Linked DNA regions of Homo sapiens: region 1 is linked to region 2. Evidence: read pairs that join two places in POLR2A ChIA-PET (ENCODE). Cell type or tissue: HepG2. All regions are shown on one strand. Each heading gives the region's core, and the rest is flanking DNA. Links, peaks and the distances in the headings are about the cores only.

Region 1 (16,492 bases), core at 3,927-11,926, 93 kb after region 2:
TTTGGGAGGTCGAGGCGGGTGGATCATGAGGTCAGGAGATCAAGACCATCCTGGCCAACATGGTGAAACCCCGTCTCTACTAAAAATACAAAAATTAGCTGGGCATGGTGGCGTGTGCCTGTAGTCCCAGCTACTCAGGAGGCTGAGGCAGGAAAATCACTTGAACCCAGGAGGTGGAGGTTGCAGTGAGCCGAGATCGTGCCACTGCACTCCAGCCTGGGTGACAGTGCGAGACTCCATCTCAAAAAAAAAAGATGAATCAGTGTGGGTGCCTACATTACTATTCAGGAATTGCTCTAGGCTTTCTTCACTTCTATGTGACACTTTTCTCACCTTCTCTGTCTTCTCAAACATCTCTATGTATTTTCATTCTCATTTTCCAGCTTCCCTCTTAAATTTTTAAATTTTTTAAATTAAAATAATTTTTTTTAGAGACAAAGTCTTGCTCTGCTGTCCATGGTGTGATCATGGCTCACTGCAGCCTCAAACTCCTGGGCTCAAGCGATCCTCCCACCTCAGCCTCCTGAGTAGCTGGGACTACAGGTGTCCACCACCATATCTAGCTTCTTTTTTTTTTAAATGAGAGGAGGTCTTGCTATGTTGCCCAGACTGGTTACAAACCCCTGGTCTCAAGTGATCCTCCCACCTCAGCCTCTCAAGTTGCCGGTATTCCCTCTTGAATTTGAAGAGACTCAGTGTATGAACATTCCATCTATTTGACCACAATAATTGATCTAGTGATGGACATGTGACCCATGGAAGACCAATTAGTACTAACAATACTCAATTTAGGCACTTCCAGTTGCTCCACCAGGGAAGCAACTTCTACTGCTGGATGAAGCATTGTGACATTGAAGGCACCAGGGGTCTCTAGTAAGAGCCTGAAAATGAAAACCAACACAAGACAAGTATTTCTGACGGTTCCTGGTGAAATAATTTGCACACTGAATTAAGCCACACAGGAAGTTGGATCTGCCCCAGTCATTTATGCTTATAGTAAACCATAAATGGCCTGTTTTGCTTAAGCCAGTTTGGGTAGTTTGTTTTTATTATTTTTTGGTTACTTGCAATGAAAGAATCCTAAATGATGAGACTACTTTTCCTGGTGCGCAACCCTCTTTAGGACATGATTTCAAATCTCTGCCCCCTGTAGGACCCTGCCTATCAGGCCTATACTCAGTGGTTCCTGCCTATCAAAGGAGGGACATCAAATAATCCCTATACTACAGCACATGTAAATTAGACTCTCATGTAACACACACATAAATGAACATTAAACAGTTGCTACCCCTTTACTGAAAAGTTGGAAAGGAATTGGTGATGGCACAAAGCAAGAGAATGATACCAGAATCAGGAGTTATTCTCTTCTTACACAAAAGCCAGAGAGGTTGATTGCCAGTACCAGGGAGAAAAAGTGCATGAAGGCCACAATAACCTCGATAAAGGGTAACTTCAGCTGGCCTCTGAGAATTAAACTAGTAGAAACCCTACACAATGAATGGTCATAGCCATCTATGACAGCCAATGAAGAGAGTGCCTCTAAATGTGTGACTTGAGGTTTGGAAACATTTAAAGCTCCAATTAAAGTATTCATCTCCAAGAAACCCAAATGGAATGCAACTGTAATTAAGTAACCTGAAAGCTAATTATATGTTCTCTTGCACCTAGCCGCATGTTTGGTACAAAGCTGTGTCAGTAAATATTTGTTGAATGAGTGAATGAATGAATCTGCATGAATAAAAGGGTCAACACAGCAGGGAAAATCTAAGGAGCTTGAAGCAGGCATCCTCCACGTGTAATCCAGGGGACAGCGTGTCTCACATAGATATAGACATAGTTACAAACATGGATGTGGATATGGATAGACGGTAGAGACAGACCTGGCTCTGTGTGATTGGTTAATACACATCTACCACCAGACGCCCACTCTCAGTGAGGGAGTCAGACCTTGGACCCTATTGCACTGAACCAGGTAAATTTCACTTTCTGTGGCCTCTTGGCAGCCAGCCAGCTGGATTTCTTCTAGTGATAACCTCTGCATTTGTCATGAGCTAAGCTAGCCTTAGCACCGCAAGTACCTTAACCTACACATGGAGCAATGAAAAAACAACCTTAGCATCAGGAAGGACATTGAAAAAGTAGACATCGGGGTAAGGGGAGGGAGAGCATTAGGACAAATACCTCATGCATGCAGGGCTTAAAATCTAGATGACAGGTTGATAGGTGCAGCAAACCACCATGGCACATGTATACGTGTGTAACAAACCCGCAAATTCTGCACATGTATACCAGAACTTAAAGTAGAATTAAAAAAATTTTAAATTTTTTAAAAAGTAGAAATTGTGTTCTGGGCACGGTGGCTTACGCCTGTAATCTCAGCACTTTGGGAGGCTGAGGTGGATAGATCGCCTGAGGTCAGGAGTTCCAGACCAGCCTAACCAACATGGTGAAACCCCATCTCTACTAAAATACAAAAATTAGCCGGGCATAGTGGCGGGCGCCTGTAATCTCAGCTACTTGGGAGGCTGAAGCAGGAGAATCGCTTGAACCCAGGAGGCGGAGGTTGCAGTGAGCCCAGATCGCGCCATTGCACTCCAGCCTGGCAACCAAGAAAGACTCTGTCTCCAAAAAAAAAGAAAAAAGTAGAAATCGTGCTAGATAATAAGTGTATGTAATTTTTGCTGTGTGATTCCTCTTTCTACAATCATATATTGGGAGCACTTGAATAAGGATTGAGTGAGAATACTGCCTGTGCAAAAATAGCCCTAGGCTCTTTATGACACCAAGAGAGGGTCTAGAGAGCCCTCCCCAATATCCATTGAGGAGGACACCATATTCACATAGGCACTGATGCAATTTTTGCTCTAGATACAAACATTTTCCAGATTAAAAAATGAAAACAAGTTTTCCATTTCTAAACTTGCCAGGTCAATGCCAGGCCTTGCACTGTTCTGATGTGTGGTTACACTTTCTTATCAAAGGAAAACACAGGGGCCTCATCAAGCTCTCTGTGTCAGTCATAATTACAGAAAGAAAGTTTGATTCTATCTTGATTTATTCTCTCTCTCTCTCTTTTTTTTTTTTTTTTGGTCAAAAGGTCAACAACAACAAAAAAATGTTTGCTCAGAGAGAAAGGAGATTATGTAAATAATTAGCCCATTCCAAGATTATGTTGCATATATATAGTACAATGGAAAGTTTAAAAAAGGACTGGAATTCACAGGGGGGGCCAGACAGTTTATGAATTTGGGAAATAGAAACTGTCTATAGGTCTGCTTATCTGAATGCATGGAGGAAGAATTGGGCTGGTTAATGGAATGAGCCCTCCCCCACAAGCCCACACCAGGATTCTCAACTTGCAAAGAATCAGAAATCAGTGAAGGCGACCTAAATGTTAATAACATACTGAACCAAATGGAATCTCTTCATCAATTGCTAAAGCTATTGTGGTACAGAATTATGTAGTGTCTGGGTCATCTGTATGTATACCAATTCCTCCACATGGGACCAAAAAGAGAGAGAGCTTGAGAAGAAACGTGGACACGAGATTTCTAGGATAGCCAGGTAAGATTCTGCTCAGAGTAGCATCCCAGACACCTTCTCAGGCTCATTTTGATGATGCTTTCTTTCTCTGATTTTACAGGCTCACCCATAGCTTTCTCATGTGTGATTTGGTCTCCTGAGGCTGAAGTCTGAAGTATGAAAAGGTAACAACAGTGCCAAAGCCTTTACCTGACCATTAAGTGATGGGTCTATCCCCCTTAGGTGAAAATGGGTATATTTATCCAAATATCTTTGTGGGATTTTTGTTGTTTGTTTGTTTCATTGTTGTCCTCTGCTTTCAAAGAAGACACTGCGGATTTCAAAAGCTGATGAAGATTGAAACTGCGCCATGCATTGGTATATTGAGGGCATCCAGGGTCCACAGTTGATACGCTGTACTGGGAAAGGAAAATTTTGTGGAAAGTTATGGAGGGTTTAGCACCACATCAAAGAATCAGCAGCCAGTGAGGACAGGCTTCTGACATCCTCATCTTGTTTATGGCCTCCTCAACCTGCACTGAGTTCCTACTTTTACTAACTCATTTCAGGTATCCTTAGAGACTAATCCTGATTTCAGCCCTCAGATCTAATACTTAATTATAACTGTTCTTCCAGAAAGGACATTTTGCTTGTGTTGACTACAACTCATATTTATCTCTTGGATTACTTTCTGCTCTCTCCACTCCAGGTAAACACTCCACCTGATCCAGAAACAAAAACAAAGCAAAGTTAGAAGGAAGAGAAACATGAAAAAAGACATTTTAGCTCATATGGAGGCTCTGACCACTAAGGCAAGTGACACAGATCCAGCCACAGCAGCAGTACCCTCGGGGTGGCACCTCCAGTTCAGATTCCACTTGAAGATGCTCCGCCCATCGCCAGTCAAGGGGTAGATGGGCAGAAAAGCATGGGTCAAAAAGAGAATGATGAGATGGAAGAAATATCTCATTCTACTTTGCGTCCAAGTACAGTGGCTGGTTCTTCAGGCCCAAATGTGGCTCCGGTTCACCCAGTATTGGAGGGGGCATCCTCTGCTGCTAATGATGGGGGAAATGTAAAGAAAAAAAATAGCCATAAAAGGAGGAATAGAAAGGAATTAAGGTTGTGTATCTTTCTTGGCCTCTGATGCTACAGCCTCGGGCGTCTTCTGCAGCCCCGGTTCTGAGTCAGACTTATGTTATGGGGGCTTTGCCAGTTGCCAATATCAATGTCAATGTAGGGCAAGAAAGCAGGGAGCAAAGAGGAAATAATAAGGAGGAGAAGACAGTTCTCTTGCAGCCTTGGAAGACACCGGCTGGCACCCTGCTGCCAGCAGCAAGTCCAGTTCAGTCCTCTCTTGAGGGGGCCTCTCTGGCAGCCAATGGGGAGATTAAAAGAGGGCAGAAAAGCCGCTATAAAGGGAGACATAAAAAGAACAAAAAGATTGTGGCTAGTCCCTGGCCTCTGAGAGTACAGGCTTGGACATCTTTCACAGTCCCAGCTCAGGTACAGACCATTTTTGCACAGGCTTCTCCAGTTGCTAATGATGGGGTCAGTGTGGGGCACAAAAGCAAGGATGAGATGGATAAAATCTCAACTCCCACTTTGTGTCAGAGTGCACAGGATGGTGTCCCATGCTCAGCTGCAGCTCTGGAGGGGACGTCCCCTGCTGCTAACAGTGAGGAAAAGATAGGGAAGAAAAGAAGACATAAAAGGAGGAATAGAAAGAACAAAAGTGTTCTGGCTCATCCCTGGCCTCTGACAGTACAAGTTTGGGCATCACTCACAGTAGCAGATCCAGTCCAGACTTTTTTTCAGAGAGAGTCTCCTGCTGAAAGTTCAAGGGTGAATGTGGGGCAGAAAATTTGGAGAATTCACCTGGAGAACAGTGAGGAAGAAACAAAGGCTGTTCTTCCTTGGTATGTGAGGGCACAGGTTGGTGCCCCTTTCTCAGCAACAGCTCCTTTGCAGACTTCATTTGAGGGGGCTCCATTTCTGGGAGACATATATTCCAAGCTGAACAAATTCACAAGGGTGCCTAAGAGGGGAGATGAGAAACAAATGCAGAACAGCATAGAGCAGACCCTGAAATTCTATCAGGGTCGGAGAAATTCAGAGAGATACCCAGAGGATCAAAACTTGTGGAAATGTACTGTGATGAATTTTGTTAGGCAAGTCGACTGTTGTTGTGGGGAGCTCTGCACACAAGAGAGGATGGAGGCTTTGACTTTGGTAAATGCCCATACCCACATCAGTACTTCAGTGATGGAAATGCAGGGAAGAGAGAAGGAAATGGTTGAATGTCTGGATGGGGACATGGGAAGGTTTTTAAGGTACAGAAGAGAAAAGAAAGGGAATTAAGGAGCATTCAGTGCAATTGTCTACATTTGGTGGGGAGAGAGGTGTTTGAAATGCTACCCTGAGGAAAGGGAAGCTCACTACATAAATGGTAAATTTCTCCCTATTATACAGAATTATCACTCTTACTCTCTTGAGGGATGATTTCTCTTTGTAATTAAGTTTTAAGTTGATTGGCAGATACAGGGTAATACTTCAGAAAAGCAAAATCACCTTTTTTCTCTGTGTATCCTCTTTCCCATTTGTTCTCTAACAGCATTGGGAAAGGTCTGTTGTTTATGGATGATAAACAGTATTATGAGTCTGGATTATAAACCAAAGAAAGAATGTGTATTGAATCCTGAAAACCCTTCTCTTGACTGGAAAATGTTATTGTATATTGTATATTAGATTGTAAGCTGCCTTAATGATTGCATTTAGTTGTGATACTGGCCAGCTTGCAGTTGTTAAGAGCACAGACTCTAGAGCCACAATGCCTGAGTTCAAAGCCCAGCTTTGCTGCTTACTACCCGTGTTTCTCTAAGTAAGTCACTCATCTCTTCTTAGGTTCCCCCTCTCTCACATGGGGATACTAATAGAACCTGCCTCAAAGAGTTGTGTGAGGATTAAATGAGTTAAGACATGTGAGGCACTTAGAAGAGTACTTTGCATGGAAGCTCTCTAACAATATCACTTATTGTTATTTGACCTTTCAGCATTACAGTTCATGAAAGGTATGGCACTGTGGTATCATATGTTCTAAAAAACAAATGTCACTGCATGCATAAGACGGAATATGATGCCTCCATTTAAATTATGGTAACAAAGATTCCTAAAGGCACGGAAAATGCTTGTGGATGAAATACTTAAGGAGAAGAAAAGCAGGCAATAAAATGGTTGCTACCTTTTCCAGGTAGTAGGGTCTCAACTATGTCAAGAAAACATGGAACAATAAAGGCCAGGAGAGACATACCTTATTATGTTAATATTGGTTACCGCTGGACGGGGATATCGTGCATAGCTGCTAGGTTTTTCTACTTCTTGACCCTTTTGTGTAACTGGTCCAAATTTCTACATGACCACATACCACTTTCTAATCAGCAAATAATCTAAGATAAATTAATGAGGGAACCAAGAAGAAGAAGAAGACTTCTCCAAGGTGGACTTATTGGAGGACAGTCACCCAACGTTGGAGGTGCAGAGGGGACAAGGCCTTTCTGGGTGAAGACTACCCCCTAGCCTAGGGGTAGTCTGAAAAAGAGATCCAAGCACCTTTGACTGGGGCCAAATAGCACACAGACAGTTACTATGCTGGGAAGGAGAGGAGGGACTTCCAGTTTTCGCAAACAATTTGCGGGGCAAACGACGGGAGATGGCTTTTCTTGTGCTAGAAACAACCATTGCCTGATTCTGCAAGGCTGGCTCTGCTCTGGCTATTGTTGCTGCCATCTGTGAGGTTTGTTGTAAGCTTATCTGGGAAGCTTGGCTGGACAACGTAGTTGGGCATAGTTTGAGATTAAGAAGTACATTTTTGTATCCACCTTGTGTAGAGCCTGGCTTTGGGGTCATTTTAGTTAAAATGAAGCTATGATGGCAACATTAAAAGTGTAGATATTCATGGGAGGCTCTCTGTGTGTGTGTCAGGGGGTGAGGGCCCAAGCACCCCTTTTATATGTTCCTTTGGCGAAATTTCAAGAAGCACCTACATAAAGGTACAGACAGGACTTTTCTGATGCCCACTCATCTCCTGCTCCAAGGGTATGCTTTCAAACCTGGCTCACACAGAAGAAAGGGCACAGGCTGAGAAGAGGGCACAGTCACGCTGCTAGGAGGTGCTCAGGGAATTCCCCTTTTTCTTTTTTTTTCTTTTCTTTTTTTTTTTTTTTCGAGACAGAGTCTTGCTCTGTCGCCCAGGCTGGAGTGCAGTGGCACCATCTCCCCTCACTGCAAGCTCCGCCTCCCGGGTTCACACCATTCTCCTGCCTCGGCCTCCGGAGTAGCTGGGACTACAGGCGCCCGCCACCACGCCCGGCTAATTTTTTGTATTTTTTGTAGAGACGGTGTTTCACCGTGTTAGCCAGAATGATCTCGATCTCCTGACCTCGTGATCCGCCAGCCTCAGCCTCCCAAAGTGCTGGGATTACAGGCGTGAGCAACCGCGCCCGGCCTCCCCTTTTTCAAAAGCTGCTTTGTTCCATCCCTGCCCTCCAGCACAAAGTTTGAGAGTAGGTGATTTTCTTTCTTTCTTTCTTTCTTTCTTTCTTTTTTTTTTTTTTTTGCCTGGTGTATGGCTTATCTCTGGAGTAAATGTTCTGCTTTGTAGGAACACTGATATAGTTCAGGGTCAAGGTCTCTCATCAGCCACCAGCTGGATGGGAACTGAATTTTTAAGGCAAGCATTAAAGTTTTGAGTCCTCTTGGCAAACTCACTCTGTCCTCCCACTGAGTCCACACAGGAGCAGTGGGAAAGATTGGAACCCAGCTACCTGCCCAGCTGAATGCAAATACCATTATAAGGAGGGCATGCAAATACCTTTGGAATAAACTTTAGGAGGACACTAGTGTGACAGGATATGCAAAAACCCAAAGTACACAGCTTGCTTGCAGAAGTCCAAAACTGCTTTCCCGTCACCTTGCCATGCCCCTTACCTCTAGCCAAACTGTGCTTCCCACCCCAAAGATCACAAAAGCAAAATACAAGACATCCTTTCACAGAGGGGACCCTTAAAGGATGCAACAAGAAGCTAACAGCCGTCTTCTTGTTACATTTCTGCAGGATGAACAATCACTTGGCTGTTTCTCTCCTACTCCTTAATGACCCAAGCAATTCAGCTATTAAGTGATAAATCCTCTGTGTATTCATGACCGGCTGGTTTAATTCTGCAGCCCAAACTGCAACAATCAAGATAATTGAGCTGTCTCAGAAGCATTAGGGGAGCCAGCTGCTATCCAAAGCAGAAAACAAACTCACCGGGCAGCAGGAGCCCTGTCCCCCGAGAAAGAAATGCTGAAGAAAGGGACAGAATGGGATGAAGGGTATAAACTTTAAGAAGAGCTAGTGAAAGACAAAAACAGGGAAAAGTGTTTCCAATTCCTTCTGGACACCCTGCCACCTCCTCTTTTGGCCTATATCCTGGCACCCAGCTGCAGCAAGCTTGTAGAATTTACTCCAAGTGGCTCATTAACGGGTCCCAATCATCCTGAGGGAGCACAGGGAAGATGGACTAGCTACCTGATAAGAGAGATGACTTGGAAGGATGACTTCTAACTCCTGTGCCTTCGCTCACTGTTTACCCCAACCAATATCGGTTCTCTGAAAACAAAACAAAACAAAACAAAACAAAACAACAGCCCAAGGAAGGGAAACAGGAGAACATTTACTTATTGGTGTTCAGCTTTTTCCTTTGTGGATTGTGGATGCTGAATAGGCTTGGCTGGGCAAGCAGATGATGTTTGGATGAGCGACTTCTGAGTCTCCATCACTCAGGATGGGCATATCGTTCAGCCAGATGCCCACTCACTAGCTGGAGAAGATTGTACCAAACCCAATACCCTCTTTGTAGGCTACAGACCTTGAGAGGTACTTCCGTTGTGTTTTCCTAGAGAATAAGCTCTATTTTAGCTGGTCCAATGGCTGAGCAGATGGAATTGCTCCGTCTCTTTATAAACAGGTCAGAGCCTGACTACCTCTAGATGACTGCCTATAAAGTCACTCTCAATTCCAAACTCCCAAGACCAAACATTCTCATCCAGCAACACAGCATTTGGCTCAAAAAATGAATAAACTAAAGATCTTTTCCTTAGCTAAACGGTGGGAATGAGAGTTTTGTTTACCCGGGACTGTTCTCTTTTCTGAATGAACCGTGGTTAAGTGTTTAAGCAAGGAAATACATACTTGGAATGACTTTCTCTCAATTTCTTCTTATTTCAAACTATCATGCACACAGATAGCAGATTAATCTTTCAACAATTAATTTTATACTTTTTAAATTTTGAAATAATTCTAGACTCGTAAGAAGTTGCAAAAATAATGCAGAGATGTCCCTTGTACCCATTGCCCAGATTTCCCCAGTGGTGGCATCTTACATAATTATTGTATATTATCAAAACCAGACTCATTGGCTTATTAGAATTAAGTACACAGACGTTGCTCAGATATCAGCAGTAAAAAAAACTAAATTTTAAAACACTGCAATGGGCCAGGCGCGGTGGCTCACGCCTGTAATCCCAGCACTTTGGGAGGCCGAGGAGGGTGGATCACCTGAGGTCAGGAGTTCAAGACCAGCTTGGCCAACATGGTGAAACCTCGCCTCTACTAAAAATACAAAAATCATCTGGGTGTGGTGGCAGGCGCCTGTAGTCCTAGCTACTTGGGAGGCTGAGGCAGGAGAATCGCTTGAACCTGGGAGGCGGAGGGTGCAGTGAGCCAAGATCGTGCCATTGCACTCTAGCCTGGGCAACAAGAGTGAAACTCTGTCTGAAAAAAAAAAACAAAAAACAAACAAAAAAACACTACAATGAACCCCTAGTGCCCAAGGTTTCCAACTCAAGTGTCTGCCTGCTGCTCAGGTCCATCTGTAATAAGGCCCCACCCCACCCAAGCAGCTAGAATTCCTATCTCAGCTTCCCAAAGTGCTGGAATTACAGCACTGGCCATAACTTGCCTTCTCTATAAAACGTTCCTTAGTTACTCCAGCCCTCCTTGAGCTTTTTTTAAATTGTGAGTTCATTATAGCTACAAGTCACTTTCAGCATGGGCTGCATAATTTAGCACATGAAGATTTTTAAAAACTGTTGTGCATTATTTTTTTTAGATTGTAGTAAAATATGCATAGCATAAAATTTACCAACTTAACCATTTTTAGGTGTACAATTCAATGGCATTAAACACATTCATGTTTTACAACCATCGCCACTGTCTATCTCCAGAACTTTTTCATCATCTCAAACAGAAACTCTGTACCTATTAAAGAATAACTCCCGGCCGGGCGCGGTGGCTCACACCTGTAATGCTAGCACTTTGGGAGGCCGAGGTGGGTGGATCACCTGAGGTCAAGAGTTCAGGACCAGCCTGGTCAACATGGTGAAACCCTGTCTCTACTATAAACACAAAAATTAGCCGGGCGTGGTGGCAGGCGCCTGTAATCTCAGCTACTCAGGAGGCTGGAGAAGGAGAATTGCTTGAACCTAGGGGGCGGAGGTTGCAGTGAGCAGAGATCACGCCACTTCACTCCAGCCTGGGTGAGAGAGCGAAACTCCATCTAAAAAAAAAGAAAAAAAAAAAAGAATAACTCCCCAGGCCTCCTCCCCCAATTGCTGGTAACCTATTCTACTTTCTGTCTCTGTGAATTTAACTATTGTAGGTACCTTATATAAGTGGAATCATATAATGTTTGTCCTTTTATTGCACTATTCTAAAAAATATTTCAAAGATTCTGCTAGATTGGAAACCCTTTGAGGGCTCAGTACCCATCTTAAATAAGATAGATAGATAGTAGATAGATATATAATCTATTCCCACAGTACCCAGCACAATTCTGGGTGATTAATGGATGTAAATTTTTCTTACGTTGTCAGGAAACCAACCAAAAAAATTTCTTTTACAAACCAGGAATGTCTTATAAGATATCTCCTGGACATTTTGTGGTAACTTTCCCAGCTTTGGGTTAAAAGCACATTCTGGGGCTGGGCCTGCATCTTTGTAGGCCCAGTGGGTTTGGGCTGTGTGTACTGTGATAGGTTTGTATGCTGTTGAAGTTGCCTTCCTTTTGGCCAATCTCCCCAGATGATTGTTAAGCTTATTGAGGACAGATAAAATTTCTTTGGTGTTTCTTCACAGTACCAATGGCAGTGTCTGCTCCACACACCCATACAATGCACTTGAGCAATGTTGTCAAGATGGGCAGGGGGTGAGGGCTATGGGTAGGCCTTACATGGTTGTCAAGGAATCTAGCTTGATAAATATAGATGGGGAAGAAGTTGGCACTCACTTGGTTGGCAAACCAAAGTCCACAGGGCAAGATATTTCCACTCTTGGCATTCTCATTGGGGAAGAATGAATAATAGTAAGAACCAACATTAAGTGAGTAAATACCTGCCAGGCACTGCTCTAGGCACTTGACACATACTATCTCTTTTAATCCTCAAACTAATCTTAAGAGATAGATGCTATTATTTTCATTTTATAGATGAAGAAACTGAGGCATAAAAAGGTTAAGTAATTAAGAAAAAAAGTCAGGTTTTGAATTCAGATAGACTCCAGAGTCTGTCTGCACTCCTGGAGTCACGTGATGAATTAAAGAACATAAAAGCCTTTAGACAGCACAGCATGTATGGCTGGTTAGTTGAGGTGATTAGTTGAGGTGGTTAGAGCACAGGGCCAGATGAGTGAACTTTGTAAGGATCAATTAGCTTTGCTCCTTTTCATGGCCTAACCCTTGCTGGAAAATGGCTGTCCTTGGTCGCAAGGAACCTGAAAGATTGAGAGCTGCCTCATCCCTGCTGTTGGCAAAACAACTCCAAGCCTACTGCCTACTCTAATTCCTATTGCTAATGGGTCATTGATGTCATGATCATACACTAAGGACAGCATGTTTTGATATGAAGGGACACGTGAACTTCTGAGAAGCTGAGGACTATGTAAACTCTGGGTACTGCAGGATTGTTATTTAAGGCAGGTCCCATGAAAGAGCCATTGTATTTCAAAGCCCCACACCACCACCACTGCAGAGGGCCTGTTTATTTTACCGTAGGAAATAAATGATGTTCAGCAATTTCTTTACCTAGCTGTGAGATTAAAGCACAGTCCCTTGGGCTCCCAACCCACTTCGTGTGTACAGGAAGTGGCCCCCCCGCCCAAGTAGCTGACTCAGTTTTAGAACAATATATATCCTGCAGGAATACTTCCTGTCACAAAATTTCACTGAACCCCTGAAGAAATAAACAGCTTTGGTTCAGGTGAAAAAGAAAGACCCAGATAAAGCAATGAAAATACATCACTGGGCTAAAGGGAAGGCCTGGTGGGACTTTGCATTCAGGAATGGGAGAATAGATCAAAAGAGAAAGGCTAGGCATAGGGGAGAATGTGCGAACAGCCCTGAAATTGGGGATCTTCATGACATATTTGGGGGACACTAAGGTAAGCAGGTTGGTGGAAGCAAATGGTTTCTCTTGGGGAGAAATTGTAGACAGGTTTGGAAATTTAAAATATTCTTGGGGGAGAAAGGCAGACAGAAGGATTTAGCCCTTTTCCTATTTGCCTCGGTGCTTGTGGCTGCAGCGTTTTCCCTAAGAAAACTTTGCCAGGAAATCTATCACTTTTATTATTATTTTCACATTGCTCTAGTATATCAACTTTGGAAACAAAAGGCATCATTCTATTAATAGCATTCTGTTTTTAGTAGTGGTATTTCCATTTACAAAGTATAATAATTCTAAATCACCGAAAATGTCAAATCCCAGAAAACATAGCATTCCTACGTGTGATGTTAACATCATTCTCGAACAGTTGTTGGCCGAAGATTCACTTCATGAACCGAATTTTCTGAAATAGACGATTCTGATGATTCAGATGATTCTGGTATTAGTTCTGTTTAGAAATAACTCCAATAACAATTTTTATATTTTATTTTCTCATTGAAAATCAGTCTGATTTGCTTCAGCCTCAAAGAGCGTGTTTATGTAAAATTAAATGAGTGCTGGCAGTGAGCTGCACTTTTTTTTTTCTAAACAAGAAAAGGGTTAGATTTGAAACAGGAAGAAAGAGTGTGTTTTTGTCTCCTTTCCCTGGACCCTCTCCTTGCTCTGCTTAGCTCTCTTGCATCAGGTTTACAATGAATGTGGGAGATAGAGGAGGAGAGAACTCACCAGGAAAAAAGAAAGCATGGACTCCATTCATTATTCCTGTCCCTACAAAGCCCCACTCCACTGGAAGTCTTTCATTCCCCATATTCTAAGCTTGATGCATATCAGAGTGCCCCTCACTGAGTTTAGAGTGGGGTTTAGTGAGGCTATATGGCCACTCTCCAATTCCCACATATGCCCAGTCCCTGTTCTGGTTAAGGCCCTGGTTTTAACAGCAAGGCATGTGGCCAACTAAGATTATTACTGTCCCCTTTGAGGGAGATCAAAGGTGGCAGAACCCCTCAGGACAGGAAGATGAATGGGCATCAGAAAAGTCCTGCCTGCACCTTTAAGTAGGTACTTCTCCAAAATCTCCCAAAGCCCCTGCTAGAACATCTGGGACATGTAAATGGGGCACTTGAGCCCCTCGGAGCCTTCCATGACTATCTATCTACCCCTTCAATGTTGCCATCATGGCTTCACTTTAACTGAACTGACCTCCAAGCCAGGATATACAAAAGGCCAAAAGACAAATATAATTCTTAGTCAAAAAAACCCCTTTATTAGTATGGATAAGAAAATCCATTCAAACTCAGAGAGTTATTGTGAAAATTAAATATAACATACTGAAGAAAAAAATGTACTTCTTAGTCTCAAACTATGCCCAACTACCTTGTCCAGCCAAGCTTCCCAGATAAGCTTTCAACAAACCTCACAGATGGCAGCAACAATAGCCAGAGCAGCGCCGTCCCTGCAGAATCAGGCAATGGTTGTTTCTAGCACAATAAAAGCCATCTCCCCTCATTTGTTCCCACAGGTTGTTTGTGAAAACTGGAAGTCCCTCCCCTCCTTTCCAGCATAGTTGTCTGTATGCTGTTTGGACCCAGCCAAAGGTGTCTGGACCTCATATGCAGCAGCTGCTGCTGGGCCGGGGGTAGTCTTCACCCAGAAAGGCCCCATCCCCTCTACGCCTCCAACGTTGGGTGACTGTCCTCCAATAAGTCCACCATGGAGAAGTCTTCTTCTTCTTGGTTCCCTCATAATTTATTTTAGATTCTTTGCTGATAAGAAAGTGATATGTGGTCATGTAGAAATTTAGACAAAGTTCCACGAAAAAAGGGTCAAGAAGCAGAAAAACCCATCAGCCATGTATAATCCCATTGCCCAGTAGTAACCCATATTAACATAGTAAGGTGTCTTTCCTGGCCTTTATTGTTCCAAGTTTTCTTGACATGGTTGAGATCTTACTACCTGAAAATTGTAGCTACCATTTTATTGCCTGTTGTTTTTCTCCTTAAGCATTTTATCCACAAGCATTTTCCATGCCTTTAGGAGTCTTTGTTATCATAATTTAAATGGAGACATCATATTCCGTCTTATGCATGCACTGACATTTGTATAACTTTTTTTGGATAGTAATTCTTAATCTTTTATCATTCTGCACTAAATTTCATGGAAGAGTCTTGTACTGTGGTATTACATGTCCTAATAACCCCTGGGTCTTCGTTGTATGCAAAAGGTTACCTTCATTCATTTGCTGAAGTTGGCATAACCTGGCTCTAAAAAAATTTCCTGTCAACCCCATGTTTATTTATTTATTTATTTTAATTGAGATGGTCTCTCAGTCTGTCGCCCAGGCTGGAGCGCAGTGGCACGATCTCAGCTCACTGTAACCTCTGCCTCCTGGGTTCAAGTGATCCTCTTGCCTCAGCCTCCCAAGTAGCTGGGATTACAGGCGCATGCCACCACGCCTGGCTAATGTTTGTATTTTTAGTAGAGACGGGGTTTCACCATGTTGGCCAGGCTGGTGTCAAACTCCGGACCTCAAGTGATCTGCCCACCTCAGCCTCCCAAAGTGCTGGGATTACAGGCATGAGCCACCGCACCTGGCCTCTCAACCTCAGGTTTAAAGTTGGGGCACCTTTAGCTGCATGGCTTCTAAAGCCACCTACACGACAATGCCTACTGTAGTCCATTCCATGCTTCTAACATGCAGCTCTGTCCTCCATGGTATAAGATGACCAGCTCATCCCAGTTTGTGTAGGACTTCCCTGGTTTTAACACCAAAAGTCCTGTCTCCAAGGAACCACCTTAATCCTGGGTAGATTTGAATGATGACGGGACTGTCCTGCTTTAATTGCAGAAATTCTTGCATCCCCAGAAATCTTTCAGCCCCAACAGACAGAAATGGTTGGTCACTCTCCATAAGATTCCATGGCTGATAAGTGACTTATGGCATTCCTTCTGCCAGAGGCATTTACTTATTAATAAAGATGCTTTCTGAATCATGAAGTCAGCCAGGTGCGGTGGCTCATGCCTGTAATCCCAGCACTTTGGGAGACCGAGGCGGGTGGATCGCGAGGTCAGGAGATCAAGACCATCCTGGCCAACATGGTGAAAACCCGTCTCTACTAAAAACACAAAAAAAAATTCGTTGGGCGTGGTGGTGCATGCCTGTAATCCCAGCTACTCGGAGCCTGAGGCAGGAGAATTGCTTGAATCTGGGAGACGGAGGTTGCAGTGAGCCAAGATCGTGCCACTGCACTCCAGCCTGGTGACAGAGTGAGACTCTGTTAAAAAAAAAAAATCATGAAGTCTTCACAGTTTAAAGGAATGAATGCCTAATTGTGGGATTCCCAGACACTGGGACAAGTTGGCAGGAAAGCTATTTCTGGATTAATGGGTCAATCCCACCTTTCTCCCCACTGCCATACCCCTCTCACTTCTCATCGAATTGAATGTATGTTCTGCCATCCCAATTCTTTCTAGCAGACAATCTGCAGTGCTCTAT
Region 2 (16,492 bases), core at 5,341-13,340:
TAGAGAGAGATCAAAACAATAAATCATATAATAAGATGATATTTTTAAAGTTTAGAAGACATGAAACTAAAACTTTTAAAAATCTAAACAAAAGTATCCACTTGGTTAAGTGGTCCCTACATATAAACAAGAATATGATGGTACAAAGCTTTTCTGGTAGTAAGTCACTGTGCTCTTTTAAATTGTAACAGAAAGTTATAAAGGCAATTATATCATCTGGCCTCTCCTAAATATGACAGTGACATCACCCCACTGGGTACGGACTCACTGAAGTGGGAAACAAATGGTTAATTCTAATTTTATTTGGTTTTGTAAACATCATTGCTGAAGAATAACATGTTGATTTAAGGAGGGAGAAAATTAAAAGTTAAGTATAGCCAGTAACAACCCTTTCCCTTCAAAATATTTTTTAAAATCTAGTTTCCCAAACCCTGGGTAATTACAGGTACATGTGCGTGCATTTGTTCAAGAAATACTCAGTAAGTATATACTATGCCCTGCCTTTGTGGAGCTTACTGTTCAATTGATATTTTAAGTGGACAGAAGACTAACACAGAGAACTAGACATGTAGGTAGAATAGGAAAGGAAGGTCACACATGAGGCAATCCTCAACCCTATAATAATTGCCCAACCTGACAATTATATGCTTTTTAAAAGTTAAAAATAATAGTTACCCTCTGGAATTAACCAGTTATACCTGTTACTACTTAAGTATCACCTGGCTTGCTTTGAAAATGAATGTTATTAAAAACTTCCTTCAAATATTGGGGCAAGGAAAAGTATGCAAAGCCAAAGGATGAAAGTGAGGTTCTGAAAGAATAGAGGAAGAAAAATGCAGAGTTGAAAGGCACCAACTGAGAAACTAAAACATCTTGATCAATTTCATCTACAGACTAGCCAGCTGTTACAAACAACACTGCTGTCTGGTTATAATACTCCAGCAAGTGTAAAGTTTGGAATGGGTTAGTTCCACTGTGGAACACAGCCAACGGAGGTTTCATTGTTTAAGTACTTAAAATGCCTCAGTATAAGGCACTTTTGCATAGTGCCAAAACAAGAACTCTTAACAACAGATTTAAAGAGAAGGGCCAGAGCACTAAAAAAGCCCAAGCAGAGCAGGAGTCTTTTTTCCCATCTCAATGAAATACTATTTAAGGAAGGAGAGTTATGTATCCCCATACAAAGGTCAGCCAAGAAAATGGCTGTAATCCTAACAGTGCTGATATTTCCTACTAGTAGATATTGCCCATGTATCCCTAATGCATTTAGCTTCTGTTGCATCTGCAATGTAATGTACCTTTAAGATATCCTTTTGCAGCTATTTCTATGATTATTTAAGATATATCACCTTTAAACTAGGCAGTAATTCAATCCTCCTTGAAGCATCTGCAACCAATATGAATAGCAATAAAATATAAGAGGGTAGTTTGCTTTTTCATCAAAGGCAAAACTAAGGCCAACACAGAGGACAGTTTTGAAAACAAACCTGTTCTCTCTTACCATACATCTTTAACTCTGATTGATGGCTATGTGACCGCGTCTTACAAGCCTGATTTTTTTTTAAGAATAAGAAAAGATTGGCTCACACCTGTAATCTCAGCACTTTGGGAGGCCGAGGCGGACGGATCACCTAAGGTCAGTAGTTCAAGACCAACCTGACCAACATGGTGAAACCCCGTCTCTACTAAAAATACAAAAAATTACCTGGGCAAGGTGGCGGGCACCTGTAATCCCACCTACTAGGGAGGCTGAGGCAGGAGAATTGCTTGAACTCAGGAGATGGAGGTTGCAGTGAGCCCAGATAGCGCCATTGCACTCCAGCCTGGGTGACAAGAACAAAACTCCATCTCAAAACAAAAAAAAAGAACAAGAAAAGATTAATTTCAAAATGCTTTTAACAGCCCCATCTTATGGTTTTCAGGGCTGCTAATGCCTGAAAGTAGAAGGGAATGACATTGAGGTTCAGAGCCTTGTGCCAAGCCCAGACAGCATCCTGGTCTTTCTGCAGCAATGGGGCAGTGCCGGTAAGAGCAAGGGAAAAAAATGGTCTGGCAATAGCAGGACATGGCCCTAACCCTGGCCAAAAATCAAACTCAACACAATTTCCAATAGTTTATACTCACAGCCGTGTCCAACCCTTTGAATGCGAGGACATTTTTGCTTATCTCTGGTGGTAGATATCGTGAAAATTATGTATACACCTTTAATTTTTTTTTTTAAGCTCATGAGTTATCATTAGTGTTAGCATATTTTATGTGTAGCCCAAGACAATTCTTCTTCCAACATGGTCCAGGGAAGCCAAAAGGCTGGATAACCATGGTTGAGAGGATCATCCCACAGAACTGTTTTATGCAACTCAAACAGGTAACTGCGCAACTTTGATTTTAACTAAAGAGGTAGAAGTCATAAGCAAAGTCCACAATTCTAAGATTTGGTTTTCTGTCCTAAACAAATTCCTACTCACTCCTCACAATGCAAAAGTAACATTTTCCCATGATTTCATGACAAAACGTTACAGCATTTAGAAAAGACTGGACAAATAATATGACCTTAATGTTACAATTTGCTAGGAATGATGCGAAATTGAAGAAATCAACTCCAGGTTGAAAAATAATTCTTTCAACCGAAGTGAGCTGCTTCAAAATGTGTTACTTACATCTCACTGAAGTCATTAAGTACCATGAAAGTGTTATATAACAATAATCCCAACTTTGAAAGACAAATTCAGTTTTGACTCAATTTTGCAGATTTTCACTGGAGACTGATCATCAAATGAAACACTGCAGACTTTTCAATATACTACTTAGCTTAAGAAATCCCATAGTCAGCCAGGCGCAGTGGCTTACTCATGTAATCCCAACATTTTGGGAGACTGAGGCAGGCAAACTGCTTGAGCTCACAAGTTGGAGACCTGCCTGAGCAACATGGCAAAACCCTGTCTCTACAAAAAATACAAAAATTAACTGGGCATGGTGGCATGAGCTTGTGGTCCCAGTACTTAGGATGCTTATGTGGGAGGATTGCTTGAGCCCAGAAGGTGGAGGTTGCAGTGAGCCGAGGTCACACCATTGCACTTGGGTGAAAGAAGTGAAACCCTGTCTCAAGAAAAAAAAAAAAAAAAAAAGAAAGAAAAGAAATCCCATAGTCTACAATTTGTTGTTTAAATATGTCTCTTAAGTACAGACTAGATCTCAGATTATTGGTTTTTAAAATTCAATGTACACTCTGGCTATAGACTCTAAGTTCACTGCCACTCCTCCTCATCTTTGGTAATGTCCTAGTATGGCATCCACCTCCACTTTTAAGCTGGCAGTGCCCTAAGCAAGGTGATCCTTCAATCAGAGGGGGTGCAGGGAGACAGTCAACAGACTTCCTCTTCCTCAGTTGAAGACAATTGGAAACAAGATTATAAGGAAGCACTTTATCCCTATGAGGCTAACAAACAAAATAAACAAACAAAAAACTGTGGTCTTTAGGGTTAGGGATTTTTCAATAAAAAGATCAGCTCTGTAAAACGTGTTAGGAACAAATCTTCTGTTTTACTAAATGTTATCAATGCAATCATAGGCCAATCACTCCACAGAAACATTTTATGTAACCAAACAAAAATGGCATAGATGCAGGGTACCACAGAGATAAGACAGGGGTTAGGGAACTATCCCACCACTAGAATGTTCTCCAAAGTGCCAGAAGTGCCACCTATGTAGAAGTTGTTATGCCTATGGCAGCTTAAGAGTGACCCCTACTGAGCTAGGATTCAAGGCAGCTAGCAGGGCTGATGCAAGTATCAACTCCCCTATTTTGTACTCCTCGCGCTGAAAATCATCAATCATTCAGTTCTAACTAAGTCCACAAAGAAATGCAAAGATATGGCTGAGCTGTAATGGTGATGTTGGGGAACTCCATTTCAAAACAGGAATAAAATAGAAGGTGGGGAATTCACCATGAAAGTTTTCATTCTGCTGCTGCCTCTTCTGAAACAGTCTGTATTTTAAGGGATACCACCTATAATGAAGTCAATTCTTTGGGGGAATGTTTCCTTTAAAAAGCTACTTTCCGCCGGGCGTGGTGGCTCACGCCTGTAATCCCAGCACTTTGGGAGGCTGACGTGGGTGGATCACCTGAGGTCGGGAGTTCGGGAGTTCGAGACCAGCCTGACCAACATGGAGAAACCCTGTCTCTACTAAAAATAGAAAATTAGCCAGGCATGACGGCTCATGCCTGTAATCCCAGCTACTAAGGAGGCTGAGGCAAGAGAATCGCTTGAACCCGGGAGGCGGAGGTTGAGATGAGCTGAGATCGTGCCATTGCACTCCAGCCTGGGCAACAAGAGCAAAACTCCATCTCACAAAAAACAAACAAACAAACAAAAACAAAAAAGCTAGTTTCCTGGCCAGGCATGGTGGCACAGGCTTGTAATCCCAGCACTTTGGAAGGCCAAGGCAGGTAGATCACTTGAGGTCAGGAGTTTGTGACCAGCCTGGCCAACATGTAATTTTAGTAATTTTTAGTAATTCTACTAAAAATACAAAAATTAGCTGGGCGTGGTGGCACAGGCCTGTAATCCCAGCTACTCGGGAGGCTGAGGCAGGAGAATCACTTGAACCCAGGAGGCAGAGATTGCAGTGAGCCGAGATCACGCCACTGCACTCCAGCCTAGGCAACAGAGCGAGACTCAAAAAAAAAAAAGCTACTTTCCTACAAACATTTAAATACTTAATCTCTTGATGATCAAGAGGATGTTAAAATTAAGTCAATGTGTATATAAATTTTTAAAAACCTGCTTCCACATAAAAATCCTGGCCTTAATACTTGACACTAAAAACTAAAATCTTAGTAAAACAGTCCAAAATTTTCTGGGGGGAAATTTGAGCTGTATAACATACTTAGGTCAGTTATTTTGCTTAAAAATTTATAACATGTAACTCTATTTGAATGAATGTGCTAATACTCACATTTCTACTTGAAGAAATAAAAAAACTACACAGCTTCCCATCTACAGGTTGCTATAATTCACCAATACAGTGTGCCTGAGCCCTGCCTTTTGTAGTTTCCAGGTTATAGAAAAACAACTTGCTTCACAGAAATTCTAACCTACTCCTATAAGGAATTGTCTAGGTACAGAAGGGACCCCAATGCCTTCCAAAATGGGTCTTTGCTTTGCTTGCTGACACTTTCTGAACCCGAAATATTCCACTAAAGACTTTAAACCGTCCTAGACTAACCTTGCAATTGACTGTTGACCAAATCGGGAAAGTTTCCATGGTTCCAGGTGAAGAAATATCATTATCCTAGGCCTTCTCTTCTCTTTTCTGCTCTGTTTGTCTGAAACATATTCATCTAACAATTGCTACAGCTATTTCTGCCGAGTTCTACCCTTCAGTAAAGTTGTGATTTTTCAACTGTTCTTTGAAGCTGCTTCTCAACTTTCAGTCGTCATGTGGAACATAGATCTTTTACTTGGATTCATCCCATGTGGTATTAGTGCTAGTTCTTCTTTTTCTTCTCAAAACCATGACTGAATTTTATGCTCATTCACCAAGTTCCTGTCTCCTGACTGAGGGAGTTTTCAGTTTTCAGTTCATCTGGAAAGCAGAAATTACTAACATATCCTGAAGCACAGTGAATTTTCACCATCTTAGCAGGGCAGCTCTGCCTATTTCTCCAGGTTTTCTTTGATAAAACATCATTCAGGTATTCCCCAGGAGAGTTGGTCGTACAAAACCCTATCATTATTTATAGTATTAAAATACTTAAAGTCCACATTAAAGGTAATAAAACAGAATACCTAAGAAAAAACAGGGGCCAGGCGTGGTGGCTCATGCCTATAATCCCAGCACTCTGGGAGACCAAGGCAGGCGGATCACCTGAGGTCAGAAGTTCGAGACCAGCCGGGCCAACATGGTGAAACCCCATCTCTACTAAAAATACAAAAATTAGCCAGGCGTGGTAGTGCATGCCTGTAGTTCCAGCTACTCGGGAGGCTGAGGCAGGAGAATCGCTTGAACCTGGGAGGCAGAGGTTGCAGTGAGGCGAGATCCTGCCACTGCACTCCAGCCTGGGTGACAGAGTAAGACTCCGTCAAAAAAAAAAACAAAAAAGAAAAGAAAAGAAAAAAGAAGAAACAGTTATTTCACCATACCTCCCCACTCCATTAACCTCATAACTACCACAAGAATCCACCATTAACATTTTCAATGCCTCTGTAAAAGTTCAATCTCACATGCCCTCTCATTAACTAAGTGAGAAATAGAGAAACTCTATCCTGATTCCCTTTAAAATCTGCTAACTTGATAGCACCTAAAATCCTCTGTACTGTGAAATCAATTCCAAAAAGGCCTAAATGGCTTTGGAGAATAGGGACACTGTTTCAATCATCATAATAAAAACCTGAGTATAGCTATGTTGGGCCTTCACATTAACACCATTGTCTACCAGGTAGAATCTTGTTTTGTAAAATGCACTGTTGAATTCATGGAAAATAGTAAGTAACAAAAACCCTTCAACAAAAGTAAGATATTTTCACCTCTAAGTCCTACAGCATAAACCCAGAGGAAATTATAATGGGTCTTCAGCAAATTTGTTTAACAAATACTTCTAGATGACAAGAGAAAGTAGCATACACACATACTTGCCCAAATCAAACTTAATTCTCTGACACAGTTCTCCTAATAATCAATTTGATAAACTACAAACTGAGATATCATAGAAAAAGGTTATGTTGCCACAGATACCTAGATTTTCTTTACTTTTATAAGTTGCAAAAGAATACAACTACACACACCTCTACCAAAAACTAGCCACAGCAGTTGGTTTTTCTTTGAACAAAAATAACCATTCAGGTTCAGTGTTTAATTCTTCGCTAAAATCAAACTCCACCCAAAAAAAGCTTCCTAATGATATTTTAATATATTGCACTTTTACATCATCATTGATAACTACACTGTAAATAACATGTTCATAGTTAAATTCAAAACAGAACTGAACTGACTCAACATTAAAGACTTTAAAATTCCTTGGTTATTTACTTTGGTGACCATGACTTTTTTTTTTTTTTAATTCTGGTTTGTCCTAGAAACCAGTTATTTTAACTAAAACACTGTATTTACATGGCACGATGTTGGCCTTTTCCCACCAGATGTCTTTTTCACTTACTCGGAGTTACTGATGCTGCAAGATGCTCACAATATAGTGTCGAGTTAAACAAGCAAGTTACAAATCAGTATGTACAGTAAAAACCCATTTTTGTAGAAAGGTGATATATGTGTGCACATGTGCATGCAAGTGTCCATACATATAAGCACAAGCATATATACCAAAAAGTTGACAATGGATGTTTCTGGGTATGAAATTACTGTTTTTATTCTTTTTTATACTTATATTTTTGGTGTCAAAAATTTAGAAAATACCAATACTTCATCGATAGCAGAAAACATCATTTTTTTAAAAACCTGAGTGTTCAGTACAAGGCATTAATTACATTTACAGTAGAGTGTTGTTGTAGAATGAAGGAATCCTATTATAAGCATCCTCCAGTGTGCAAATGTTTAATATTAGTAATCTGCATACCTACTATCAAAATAGTAATTGTATTTTGCTATAATAGTAATCTGCATACCTACTATCAAAATTGTAATTGTAAATTATAATATATAATATAGAATTGTACAGAGAAAAAGTAAAACTATACTGCCCTCCTCTAACACCACTCTCTTTTCCTCTAGGGATAATTACTCTTGATGTGTATCAATCAGATTGTTTTGTATTACCCATACACATGATAAGGGTTTATTTTTAGATAAGTGGAATTATGGTATACAACTGTTCTTTGACTCCCTCCCCCTCTCTTCCCCTGCTTAACAGCATACTTTGGAACTCCTATGTCAGTGTATATATATGTCTAACCAAGAGGCTTTTCTTCTTTTTTTATTTAATAACTCAATGGTATTCCACAGTATAACTTACCATTATTTAAATCATTCCCTACTGATGGATATTTAGGATACTGCCAAATTTTCACAGTTACAAACAGTTTCACTGCAGCGAAACCTTATACATAGTTTTATACACATGTAATATTTCCCTAGAATTGTTTTCTAATAAAACTATTGGGTCAAAATGTATGCACATTTAAAAATGAGATGATTTTGGTATTCTTCAGCAAAGAGTTATACATGTGAACTCTCATTAACAGTGTATGCAAATGCCTATTTGTTAAAAGTGGATATTAAGTTCTTGCCAATCTGTCTGGTGAAAAACGGTTTACATTTCCCTAATAACCAGAGTCAATTTGAACATCTTTTCTTTTTTATTCACCAGTACTTCTTTTCCTGGGAAATGCCCATGTATAATCTTCTGCCACTTTTTGCTTTTTGTAGTGGGTACCTTTCTCTTATTGATCTTTAGGAGCTCTTTATATATTATGGATATTATGCAGTAGAAACCCTTTTATCTAATGTGATTTAGAACAATTGGTTATGTAATTTAAAAGGTTAATTTCAGGTAAACGATCATAAAAATATGTATGGCAAACATTTCACCTTCCTTTCATCAGTGGTATATATATACTCATTCAACAAACTTTGTGTGTGTGTGGTTTTGGTTTATTTATTTTTGGGGGGCTTTTTTGTTTTTTTGTTTGTTTCTGAGACAGGGTTTTGCTCTGATGCCCAGGCTGGAATGCAGTGGAGTGACCTTGGATCGCTGCAACCTCTGCCTCCCGGGCACAAGCTATCCTCCTGCCACAGCCTCCCAAGTATCTGGGACTACAGTTGTGCATCACCATGCCTGGCTAATTTTTGTTTTTGTTTTTTTGAGACAAGGTCTCACTCTGTCACCCAGGGTGGAATGCAATGACGTGAGTGATCATAGTTCACTACAACCTCCACCTACTGGGCTCAAGCAATCCTCCCACCTCAGCTTCCCCAGTAGTTGGAACCATAGGCACATGGCACCATGCCCAACTAAATTTTTGTATTTTTTGGGCTAGGCGTGGTGGCTCACGCCTGTAGTCTCAGCACTTTGGGAAGCTGAGGCAGGCAGATCACTTGAGGTCAGGAGTTTGAGACCAGCCTGGCCAACATGGCGAAACCTCATCTCTACTAAAAATACAAAAATTAGCCGGGTGTGGTGGTGGGCACCTGTAATCCCAGCTACTCGGGTGGCTGAGGCAGAAGAATCGCTTGAATCTGTGAGACGGAGGTTGTAGTGAGCCGAGATCATGCCACTGCACTCCAGCCTGGGCGACAGAGCGAGATTCCGTCTCAATAATAATAATAATAAAAATTTTCTGTAGAGATGGGGTTTCACCATGTTGCCCAGGCTGGTCTCAAACTCCTGGCCTCAAGAGATCTGCCTGCCTTGGCCTTCCAAAGTGCTGGGATTACAGGCATGACGCACTGTACCTGACCTGGGGTTTTTTTTGTTTTTGTTTTGTTTTGTTTTTTTATTTAAAGACAGGATCTCACTCTGTCTCCCAGGTTGGAATGCAGTGGTGTGATCATGACTCACTGCAACCTTGAACTCCTGGCCTCAAGCAATCCTCCTGTCTCAGCCTCCTGAGTGACTGGGGACTACAGGTGTGTGCCACCACACCCAGCTATTTTTTTTTTTTTTTTTTGAGACAGGGTCTTGCTATGTTGCTCAGGCTGGTCTTGAACTGGCTTCAAGCAATCCTCCTGCTTTGGCCCCCTAAAATGTTGGGATTACAAGCATGAGCCACCATGCCAGCCTCAAACTTTCTATATGGGGCCAAGAGGCCAAGACCTTTTTCTCTAACTCCAGGCCCATTGATTTTACATTTGACAAGTAATGTGAGTATAAAACCCTTTTAGATGGCTGGTGCGGTGGCTCACACCTATAACCCCAGCACTCTGGGAGGCCAAGGCGGGCGGATCACGAGGTCAGGAGATCGAGACCATCCTGGCTAACACGGTGAAACCCTGTCTCTACTAAAAATACAAAAAAATTAGCCAGGTGTGGTGGAGGGCGCCTGTAGTCAGGAGAATGGCGTGAACCCGGGAGGTGGAGCTTACAGTGAGCCGAGATCACGCCACTGCACTCCAGCCTGGGCAAAAGAGCGAGACTCCATCTCAAAAAATAAAATAAAATAAAATAAAATAAAACTCTTTTAGATTTTTATATTTTTTCCACGTATCTTGTATAGTCATCTTACCCACATTTAAGCGGACAGTATTTTTTTTTGCAACTTGTTTTCATTAACTCTTCTCAAAACAATTTGTTTCATCATAATGAATCTAATGTAACCATCACCCAGCTTCAACAGTTATTCATATGTGCTGAATTGTGTTTCTTCCATACTACCCACAACCCACCTCCATCCCTCACCCCTTGTATAATGTTAAGCAAATCCCAGACATCATATTATTTCATTTGTAAATTTTCAGTAAAAAGAACTCCAATCTCCCCCACTCATATATTGTCAGGTTACAACATATTAAACAAATTACCTTTTAAAAACAAATACAAGCAGGCTTAGCACGGTGGCTCACGCCTGTAATCCCAGCATTCTGGGAGGCTGAGGCAAGTGGATCACCTGAGGTCAGGAGTTCAAGACCAGCCTGGCCAACATGGCAAAACCCCGTCTCTACTAAAAATACAAAAAAAATTAGCCAGGCATGGTGGTGGGCACCTATAATCCCAGCTACTCGGGAGGCTAAGGCAGGAGAATTGCTTGAACCCAGGAGGCAGAGGTTGCAGTGAGCCGAGATTGCACCATTGCACTCCAGCCTGGGCAACAAGAGCAAAACTCCATCTCAAAAACAAACAAACCAACCAACAAACAAAAAAACAAATACAACCAACATATACAGGTTTAGTAGTAAAAAAATTTACTGTACTGGTAGGTAAACAAGCACGCTGGAGTACTGGAGATCAACCAACTAATACCAAGTATTCAGTGTACACTGTATTTTACAAAGGAAATAAAAATTATTCAATGTGGTGAGTCAATTAAGTGGAGGTCAATTAAAGCTTCTAATGCATATGTAGAAGCTTTTTCATTTTTATTTATTTTATTTATTTATTTTTTGAGACAGGGTCTCGCTCTATCACCCAGGCCAGAGTGCAGTGGTGCAATCATAGCTCTCTGCAGCCTCGACCTCCCAGGCTCAAGGGATCCTCCCACTTCAGCCTCTGGAGTAGCAAAGACTACAGGCACATGCCACCATGCCTGGCTTTTTTTGTTGTTTTTTGTTGTTGTTGTTGTTGTTTTGTTTTTTTTGTTTTTTTTTTAGAGACAGGGTCTCACTATGTTGTCCAGGCTGGTCTCAAACTCCTGGGCTCAAGCAATCTTCCCACCTTGGCCTCCCAAAGTGCTGGGATTATAGGCGTGAGCTGCAGTGCCCGGCCATCACTTGTCTTTTTAACTGGGTTATGATGTCTTACACTTTCCAGAAGATTTTTTAAAATATATACTTAGATTTTTAAAATATATTCTTAAGTTATTTTTGTGTATGATGAGAGATGGAGACTTATTACTTTCTAAATACACAGCCACCTGTCTTTACTCAATTTCCATTTTCAACATTACACTTAGAACACTTAAAAGAACTAAAGTGTCAACTGCTTCGTTATAAAAAAGGAAGTTGTACAAACAAAATAATAAACCAACAGTCTAAGCTCAGTTTGATAGGCTCTTACTACTATGTACTTAAAGATCACATAGCAGTTTCAGGAGCAAAAACACTACCATGCCTGGCTCTCTTATTACCGCTACAGCTCACAACAGGGTCTCCAAAAGACATCATAGACTGCATAGAAGTCTATCTGCAGCTTACTGATTGCCACACATGTAAATTCACATTCACATTTAAATAACCCACACTTAACAACAAAATCAACCGTCTCAACTCTCTATGCATTCCTTATTGCTGCTCCTAGACCACAGTGCTTTGGAGACTTAGTAAAGAAAATGAATGCACTCTCCTGAATCACAATATCACCTGGAAATGTAACCAGAAGGTATAAAAAGTCAGGGTAGTTTGTTAAATTGTGTGTGTGTGTGTGTGTGTGTGTGTGTGTGTGTGTGTGTGTGTGTGTGTGTAATCAACAATTTATAAGGTTACCTTATCTCTGGGGTCAGCACTTTTTCTGTAAAGGTCCAGAGAGAAAATTGGCTTCACGGGACATAAGGGCTCTGTTTCAGCTCTGATGTTGTATTGTGAATGCGGCCAGAAAACACATAAATTAATGGATGTGGCTATATTCCAAGAGAAGTTTATTTACAAAAACCGGTGGTGGGCAGGATTTGGCCACAGGCAGTATTTTGCCAGCCCCTGCCTTATACCAATGTTTTATCTTTTTCAAATAACAATCTACTTCCCTCACTGCACACATATTTGAGTAAATATAGTAACACTGAAGGGACAAATAATTTCAGTACTGCCTTACAGAAATGAATATTCTCAAAATTAATCACTAACCTTTTCCTATAATTCCTTCTCATATGAGCACATACATTTTTCAAAATATAAAACTGTAAACATCACCTTGAACCTAATATTTATTTCAAAAGACAGTTACAATGAGTGTCATGTAGCTGCTATAAAAGGAAAAATGCAGTCTAGACAGTCAAATACAATGATCTTTTATTCATTATTCTCATAATCAACAGTGAGTAGAAAAGTCTGCTAAATACATGGTCATGAATCATAACTTCACTACTCAAAATGCAGAAGTAGACTTTCAAAGTACATTTAAATAAGAACACAAATTTGTTTTTTGGATTACTTACCAAAATCCTTGATGGAAAATGATACAGTTTTGCCAAAATATTTTTAATTTAGAAAGTGAAACCAAAAACCTCTTTAGCATATCATGCGTCTATTTAATTTTAAAATACAAATTTTAATGTTGCATTTGACAGCCTGGTGAGGTAGACATTATATTTTTAAGGCAGCCATTTTAATATAGTGAGAGCATGTGTGAATATGTATTAACATTCTAAGCCATTAAGGCCACTTGTTCACAGAATATATTTGAGCTCTAAAATTGTTGAAAGAGAAAATGCTCAAATAGCTTACAGAAATAATGGATGTTATACAGAACAGAAAGGAATCAAATTAAATAACAAAAGTTTGTAAGATTTCTTGACACCAAAAGCACAGTCCATAGAGGAAAAATTAATAAACTGGACCTCATCCAAATTAAAGCCTTTTGCTCTGTGAAATTCCCTGTGAAGAGGTTGGAAAGACAAGCTACAGACTGGGAGAACATATTTTCATACCACTACCTGACAAATGATTAGTATTAAGAATAAAAAGGCCAGGGGCGGTGGCTCACGCCTGTAATCCCAGCACTTTGGGAGGCCGAGGCGGGTGGATCATGAGGTCAGGAGATCGAGACCACCCTGGCTAACACGGTGAAACCCTGTCTCTACTAAAAATACAAAAAAAAAAAAAAATTAGCCAGGTGTGGTGGCGGGTGCCTGTAGTCCCAGATACTTGGGAGGCTGAGGCAGGAGAATGGCGTGAATCTGGGAGGCAGAGCTTGCAGTGAGATTGCACCACTGCACTCCAGCCTGGGCAACAGAGCGAGACTCCGTCTCAAAAAAATAATAAAAAACTCTTAAAACTCACCAGGTTAAAAAAAAAATCCAAATAGAAAATGGACAAAAGACATGAACTGATATTTCACTGAAGATACAGAGAATGGCAAATAAACACATGGAAAAATGATCAACATCATTGGCGATCAGAAAAATGCAAATTAAAACTAGGAGGATATATTACTACACACCTATGAGAATGGCTAAAATAAAAAATAGTAACAGCACCAAATGCTGTCAAGGATGAGGAGCATTCACACATTCCTGGTGGGAATGTAAAATGGTACAGCCACTCTGGAAAATGGTTTGGCAGTTCCTTAGAAAACTAAACATGCAAGTGCTATACCACCCAAGAAGTACACTCTCAGGCATTTCAGAAATTTATGTTCACACAAAATCCTGTGGACAACTGTTCATATGAGCTTTATTCAAAATAGGCAATAAATAAATAAATAAATAAGTAAAACAAACAAAAACCCTGGAAACATCAGATGCCCTTCAAGAGGTGACTGGTTAAACAAACTGCAGTAAATCCATATTATGGAATACTACTCAGCAATGGAAAGGAACAAGCCATTGATAAAAGGTATATTCCTTGCACTAATCTCCAAGGAATTATGCTGAGTGAAGTAAAGTCAGTCTCCAAAGGTTATATACTGTGTGATTCATTTATATAAGCATTTTTGAAATGACAAAATTATAGACATGAAAAACAGATCAGTGGTTGCCAGGAGTCAGGGATGAAGGGAGATGGCTACATCTATAAAAAGACAACAAAAAGGATCCTTGTGGTGATGCAATTGTTCTGTATCTTGACTGTGGTAGTGCTTATATAAATCTACACGTGATAACATTATGTAGAACTAAATACATACATGCAAATGACTGCATTAAAGGTGACGAAATCTGAGTAAGGTTGATGGATTGCATCGATTTCAATTTTGTAGTTGTGATGTTACACTATACTTATGCATGAGGCTATTATTGGGGGAAATTAGATAAAGCGTATTATTTCTTACAACTATATGTGAATCTACAACTATCTCAAAATAAAAAGTTAAAAGGGAAAGAAAGAGTATATAAGACCAGCCAATGGTAGAAGTGGAAAAACAAAGCTTTTATTTTTGCTAAAGGCTCAGCAATTGAAAGGATGGAGAAAAAGGTAATGTCAAAGAGTCTACAGGCTACAATTAATAGAATCATCTCTTCCTCCCCTATGGAAACTTAACTTCTCCAGAATTTTGTTTGTCCTTGATTTGACTGTTGTTGTTTTTAACAAAAATAAACTGGATGTACATCTGTCTCTCCACATGCCCCCCAACCATCTCCATCAGCCCAAAGTATAAACTCATAGAGTAGGGTTTGTCTTAACCATCATGTCCTGAGGGCCTGACATACGTGACAGATGAAGGAAGAAGATAGTTGAATGAATTAATAAATGAATGAGATGCCCACATATTATTTTAAAGTTCCTAGCCAATTACAGTTGTAAGGCAGTATGTGAGTGCGGTGGCGCGATCTCGGCTCACTGCAAGCTCCACCTTCCGGGTTCACGCCATTCTTCTGCCTCAGCCTCCCAAGTAGCTGGGACTACAGTCACCCACCACCACGCCTGGCTAATTTTTTGTATTTTTAGTAGAGACGGGGTTCCACCGTATTAGCCAGGATGGTCTCGATCTCCTGACCTCATGATCCGCCGGCCTCGGCCTCCCAAAGTGCTAGGATTACAGGCGTGAGCCACCACACCCAGCCATTCCCTTATAAATTTCTAAAAGCCATGGACATTTAAAAAATAGTGCGGTATAACACACATTTCACTTGCAAGCAGAAATTAACATAATACCCAACATTTGTAAAATGCTTCTGAGTTTATAGATTTTCACATATAATTATTTATTTAATCAGGATTAAGAACTAAGTATACCTAAATTGAAACCACTATACACAAACCTTTGAGAAAAACATTCTAGTCAACTGGTATAACAGGATTTATAACAGCCTTAACGCAAATTGCATTATATGTGTGTGTGTATACCTATATATACACGTGTGTATATATATATTTGTCATATATATTCATTATAAGAATATATCATTCAAATTGGGGGACTTGTGGATCATTTCAACAACCATAAAGACACTTATTTTACAGATGCAAAAACTAAGAGAGGTGAAGTGACTTGTTCAAGGTTAAATATATATCTAGAGTTGGGTCTAGAACCTGAGCCTCTCCAGAGTTCCAATTCATTTCTCTTGTCTGAATTGAACAAGACTCTTCTTTCTTCACCCATCTCACCCCTACCAAAAATACTGAAAGAAATATCTTAATCTAAATCACTTGTGTTTTTAAATAGGGGGTTTTCCAAAAAAAAAAAAAAACCCACAAAATTGAATTTACTCAAGCTTTCAATTGCTGTATTACACCTTCCATGGATTTTTAGTTGTCAAATTATTTCTTATAGCAGGACAATAAGGTACTTTATTCTAAGGTACAAGTATACTAACAGTTTAATGTTTCATCCCCCACCTAAATGGCAGAGAGTGTTAATTCTAACAGGAGTCTTACATGTCTTACACTTTAGCAGTTTCAATCAAAAGATGAGCTATTTTACAATTTAAGGAAGAGGCCTTACACTGTTAAAATCTTGACCGATATGCTCAATGGCAGTACCATCATTGAATCTCCACCTGCTGCCTTACGTATCAAGAACATTTAAAAGTCTTTCTTGTTAGAGACAAAATAAAAGAAAAACTAAGGTGACAAGCGACTATGAGAAATAAGGCTTTAATCAGGTTAAATTTGCATTATGCAGCCTGCATGAATTTAGAGGTCCTAGAATCAAAACACTAGAAGGAACCTTTGATATGCTCTAGTTCAACAGACTGATTTTTGCAGAAGAGGAAACTGAAGCGCTGATGAGACC

Evidence for each region. ChIA-PET counts read pairs that join two places held together with the same protein. Peaks named below come from ENCODE experiments on the same cell type or tissue, not always from the same donor. Only the 100,000 strongest peaks of a DNase experiment are listed, where the experiment ranks them.
Region 1: POLR2A ChIA-PET joins it to region 2 with 7 read pairs; 7 of 35 experiments call an interaction of 5 or more read pairs at or near these places.

What each region holds. Positions count from the first base shown.
Region 1 is chrX:109,810,470-109,826,961 of GRCh38, forward strand. No RefSeq gene overlaps it. Among named protein-coding and RNA genes, the nearest start is that of ACSL4, 85 kb to the left of the region's middle. In HepG2, for the core only: no CTCF peak of the experiment used is centred there; no DNase peak of the experiment used is centred there.
Region 2 is chrX:109,715,646-109,732,137 of GRCh38, forward strand. All of the region lies in intron 1 of ACSL4 (acyl-CoA synthetase long chain family member 4), which reads right to left. Among named protein-coding and RNA genes, the nearest start is that of ACSL4, 9.4 kb to the right of the region's middle. In HepG2, for the core only: no CTCF peak of the experiment used is centred there; a DNase peak (open chromatin) is centred at 9,497; H3K4me3 peaks cover 1,841 bases.